2 separate regions of the Homo sapiens genome follow, and region 1 is linked to region 2. Evidence: chromatin loops called from intact Hi-C (ENCODE). Cell type or tissue: PC-3. All regions are shown on one strand. Links, peaks and the distances in the headings refer to the core of each region. The heading gives the core; the rest is flanking DNA.

Evidence for each region. Peaks named below come from ENCODE experiments on the same cell type or tissue, not always from the same donor. Only the 100,000 strongest peaks of a DNase experiment are listed, where the experiment ranks them.
Region 1: it touches region 2 in a loop (5-fold over the local background); 10 of 110 quality-filtered maps call a loop at or near these places.

What each region holds. Positions count from the first base shown.
Region 1 is chr4:122,650,932-122,653,759 of GRCh38, reverse strand. The region is part of intron 10 of IL21-AS1 (IL21 antisense RNA 1); the gene reads right to left. Among named protein-coding and RNA genes, the nearest start is that of IL21, 31 kb to the right of the region's middle. In PC-3, for the core only: a CTCF peak has its summit at 1,219 (motif pointing right); no DNase peak of the experiment used is centred there.
Region 2 is chr4:122,715,834-122,718,661 of GRCh38, reverse strand. It overlaps a transcript of BBS12 not described here. Among named protein-coding and RNA genes, the nearest start is that of BBS12, 15 kb to the left of the region's middle. In PC-3, for the core only: CTCF peaks have their summits at 1,414 and 1,617 (motif pointing right); a DNase peak (open chromatin) is centred at 1,631; H3K27ac peaks cover 317 bases.

The sequences.
Region 1 (2,828 bases), core at 278-2,777, 65 kb after region 2:
CATTACCATTCAGGACATAGGCGTGGACAAGGACTTCATGTCCAAAACACCAAAAGCAATGGCAACAAAAGCCAAAATTGACAAATGGGATCTAATTAAACTCAAGAGCTTCTGCACAGCAAAAGAAACTACCATCAGAGTGAACAGGCAACCTACAACATGGGAGAAAATTTTCGCAACCTACTCATCTGACAAAGGGCTAATATCCAGAATCTACAATGAACTCAAACAAATTTACAAGAAAAAAACAAACAACCCCATCAAAAAGTGGGCGAAGGACATGAACAGACACTTCTCAAAAGAAGACATTTATGCAGCCAAAAAACACATGAAGAAATGCTCATCATCACTGGCCATCAGAGAAATGCAAATCAAAACCACTATGAGATATCATCTCACACCAGTTAGAATGGCAATCATTAAAAAGTCAGGAAACAACAGGTGCTGGAGAGGATGTGGAGAAATAGGAACACTTTTACACTGTTGGTGGGACTGTAAACTAGTTCAACCATTGTGGAAGTCAGTGTGGCGATTCCTCAGGGATCTAGAACTAGAAATACCATTTGACCCAGCCATCCCATTACTGGGTATATACCCAAATGAGTATAAATCATGCTGCTATAAAGACACATGCACACGTATGTTTATTGCGGCACTATTCACAATAGCAAAGACTTGGAACCAACCCAAATGTCCAACAATGATAGACTGGATTAAGAAAATGTGGCACATATACACCATGGAATACTATGCAGCCATAAAAAATGATGAGTTCATGTCCTTTGTAGGGACATGGATGAAATTGGAAATCATCATTCTCAGTAAACTATCGCAAGAACAAAAAACCAAACACCGCATATTCTCACTCATAGGTGGGAATTGAACAATGAGATCACATGGACACAGGAAGGGGAATATCACACTCTGGGGACTGTGGTGGGGTCGGGGGAGGGGGGAGGGATAGCATTGGGAGATATACCTAATGCTAGATGACACGTTAGTGGGTGCAGCGCACCAGCATGGCACATGTATACATATGTAACTAACCTGCACAATGTGCACATGTACCCTAAAACTTAGAGTATAATAAAAAAAAAAAAATTATTAAAAAAAAAAAAAAAAAAAAAAAAAGAACCATTTTATGCCCTTATGCAGAAATGCATCAACTCTGTCCACCACCAACAGATGGCAGTAGTGGTTGCCTGTAAACCAGCACTTTGAATTTATGAACAAATGGACTTAAGAATATTATGAAATAAAACATAACCTGTGTGTGCACAGAGAGTTTCCAAATGTTTTGCTGCCTTTTCTCTGGTGAGGGATAATTTTACCTTTTTGAGAATTATCATTGCCAAGTTATTTAAATGCCCGGGGCTTGTATAGTCTAGAATCATGAAGAAATGGTCTAGAATGAGACCATTTGAAAAAATGAGGAAATTGGTTTAGAATCATTTAATAACCAATATGTTCCCTTCAGACTCTGACATTTCATTGTGCACATGTGAGAAAATATAAAAAACTGGACCCACAAAGAACTGGTAAGCTTACAGTTCACACTGGGCTGCCTGTCTCCCCAGGGGAGCCAGGGTAGGTAGGACAGGACTCCTGAAGTTATGTTCTGTGATTACTCTTGACAACAGGTAAACCAGGCTACACTAATGCCAAAGTTAAGCTGTCTGTATTTATTTATTTTGCTTCTCTATATTTTAAAACTTTTCCTTCAATGAACACATGTAATTGTAAAATTAAAACAATATTGAGAAAAAGAAATCACACACATGGACACTCAAAAACCAAGCAAGCAATGTGAAGGTCCTGTTATAAAGAATGACACAGTAGAGCAGAAAGGTTGATGAATGGGCTTTGGGTCATGACAGTTCTGGGTTCAAAGTCCGACTCTCCTGCTTACTTACAGTGTGGCCTTAGGTAAGTTTCACACCCTTGCTAAGACTCAGTTCTGCCATCCATTAAAAAGGGAGGGGGTAATGCATCAAAACCATCGGGCTTTGTGAGGAAACGCACATGAGCCAGAGGGTCTGGGATGGGATGTTGAAGATGGTGAGGGTAATGTACACAGGATTACATTTAAATGGTTTCCATTGACAATAAAATCATAAAGAGCAATTATGTACCAATTATTTTCTCTCACTTAACATATTAACCAAAGTTGTTTTTTGGTGTGTATGCAATTTGAATTCCCCAGATCATCATATGTTCCTCAAAACAGAAGTCATATCTTCTTTTTATTCTCCAGCGTGCCTGGTTTGTGGGCATGGGAAGAGTGTATGTCAGTCAATGCTTCTTGCTTGAGTAGGGGGATTATGATACTCCCTGGCTTTACCTGCAATCATTCAGCTTCAGATTGTTACAGAGCAGTTTTATAGCATCACAGATAGATATAAAGAAGAGGAAAAGAAGGTCTACTGGGATGCCCACCATGCTGTGAATACTATAGGACTGTCTTGAACAATATGTAGCTACTCACTACATGTGACTATTTAAATTTAAATTTATTAAAAGTAATAAAATTAAAAACACAGTTCCTCATACCAACCACATTTCAAGTACTCAATAGCCACAGGTGGTAATTGGCTACCCTGTGAAACTGCCCAGATATTGAATATTTCCCTTATTGCCAAGTTCTAGTGGATAGTGCTGCTCCAGAACTCCATAGAAAGCCCCTGAAAACTGGAGAAAGAGAATTTCCAGGGGCAGGGCCTTCTTTTTTCCTCAATGTCAACTTATTTAAAAAACTCTTTTTTTTTTTTTTTTTTCAGATGGAGTCTCAATGTGTCACCAGGCTGGAGTGCAGTGGTGTCATCTTGGCT
Region 2 (2,828 bases), core at 194-2,693:
TTAGCAGCCCCAGATTCCAATCTATTTCTCTTCAATCCATTAAAATTTCAGCTTGGATCTATTCCCCTATTTTATGAATTTGGAAATGCCGTCAGGGAAAAAGTCCTGTTGAGAGTAGAGTTCACTGCCTGTGCTTCTCCTCTCAAGTATTGTAGCCTGTCCTTTCCAACCCTGCAGGAATTGGGTGATTTCCAGTTTCTTCACACAGTTGTTTTATATATTAGTTTTTATACTTGTTTGCAGCAGGAAGTTAGTTCATCATATCCTGAACTAGAAATGTTAATATTATTTTTAGGAAAATAAATCTGACTGATGACAGTAGATGAATGGGAGAGACTGCTGGCTACAAGGCTAGGTAGGAGGTGATCGCAATCATTTAAACAAGGAATGGTGGGGTTTGGCTAATGAACAGTTTGCCTTTGGTTTTGAAAAGAAAGGTTGGATTAAAATCTTTCATTCCTGGTGTCTTATTTTTATTTACTCTGATGAAGTAGTAATATCAAGTAACAGTTATTGAGTGCTTACTATGTTTTATGCACTGTTCTACCTCCTCTACATGGATTTTCTTACTTAAGCCAAATGCCTATTGGATGCTATTATCATCATTCTGATTTTACAGTTGAGAAAACTGAGATGCATAGGATTTAAACGACTAGCTCAACATCACATGGACAGTAAATTGCTCTTCTGGGCTTTGAAAGCAGGCCTGCTGGCTCCACACTCTATGCTTTTAACCACGATCCTCTACTACCTCTCATTATGCCATGGAATAGGAGTTATCTTTTAAATGGGAGAGGCTGATAGCTCACATTCTCAGGGGGAGAAAAGCAGAAAAGTGGCTCGGTGTGGTGGCTCATGCCTGTAATCCCAGCACTTTGGGAGGCCAAGGTGGGAGGATTGCTTGGAGCCAGGAGTTCAAGACCAGCCTGAGCAGTGAGACCCCCATCTCTGCAAAAATTAAGAAACTAGCTGGGCACGGTGGTGCACAGCTGTGGTCCCAGCTACTCAGGGGGCTGAGGTGGGAGGATTGCCTGAGCCCAGGTGGTCGAGGTTACAGTGAGCCGTGATCACGCCACTGCGCTCCAGCCTGGGCAACAAAGTGAGACTTTGTCTCCAAGAAAAAAGAAACAAAAGCAGAAAAGTGAATTAAATGGTGATTTTTTTTGTGGTTGTTTGGGAAAATGAGTGAAGTAATTCTTAAGGAAAAGTGATAAATCCAGAGAAGTGAAATTAAAGACAAACATAAGCTAAGCACTTAAAAAAAAAGAAAGAATAGATTTAAATCTCTGTAAATTCAGTAGTAAAGAGTTGCGATGTGGCCAAGAGTAAGAAGTCAAGACAAACAGATACTTGGAAGATCAGAGACTGATTTTCTATAGTGATAAAGTTATTATTTGGTATCTTATATGTGGATATTTCCCCTCATAGTTTTTTCTTGTTTTCTTGGTCATGGCTCATTTTAACTTAATTTCTTTTAAAGCAAGTTTAGCTATTTGTTAAATGAATGAAAGAGGGAGTACCATTCTAACCTTGACGAGTTATAATCTCATCCTCATTAAGAGCTCATTCACTTTGGCTTACCCACTGGAATAGGGGTTGGTCCCATACAATGGAGCATGGAGGCCACTCCACTAGAGGGCGTTGAGGTCTTGTCTGTTCGGTGAGTGAGGGTGTGGTTTGATTTATGCTTATTTTGATAGTTTGACATAAATTAGTGAAGGGTTTAAAGAAAGACTAAAGTTAAAGATTTAATTTATCTAGCATAATTTAGGGGAAAATGTAAAGAAATTATATATTCTTCAACTTATTTTCTTGGTAACCACTTATGTTAATGAAAAGTCAGGAGTTTCACCTAAAACCAAATCTGACACTATTTGAAATGTAGCCATTGAATTACCAGGGAAATTATATATATACACACACACGTGTGTGTGTATATACACACATATGTGTATGTATACACACACATACACATATGTGTATATATACACATATGTGTATGTGCATATACACACACGTGTGTATATACATATGTGTATGTGCATATACACACATGTGTGTATACATACATATGTGTATATATACATATGTTTATATATACATATGTGTATATATACACATATGTATATATAAATATAATTTGAAGATATCTTTTACAACTTTTTTTCTAATCCAATTTTGAAGATGTCTGTTGTTTTCCTCAGATGATATGAAATAGTAACTTGATTGTTTTGCATAAAAGTGACTTAAAAAGAGACTCACCAAACTCTAGTCAATGGTTACTTCTGAGGGAAGAGAATGTGATTCTGGGGAGGGTGAAAATGTTTGCTTTTTATTCACTATACTTCTGTGTGATTTGAATTTTTATGAATGTAAATTTCATAATTTAAATAAAAAGAAGTACAAAATTCAATTGTATTTAAAAATGAGGTTAGGAAGCTAATTATAAAAATGGATTTGAACAATAAATCCAAGGGATTTGAACTATAATCTGCCTAAATATGAAAAAATACAGAATCTGTGACATCAATAAGCATTCTATAATACAACATTGAAAAGGAAGTGAGGGTGTTGTTACACTGTATACTTTAGCATCTCTTGGGGTTTCTAATGTAGAGCCACATATAGCCTCTGAGAAAGTCTTCAAAAGTGAAACTTATTGAATTTGGTCTAACCCCAATTATACCCGTTTATTTGACATTGAAACACTTTTTTTCTTCACACTTAACAAAAGAGTTAATAACAGTTGTATAAAAGTCAGTTTGGGAAAAACTGACATAAACAAAAGAACAAACTGTATATAAAAAATTTGACCCAAGTCAAAGTAA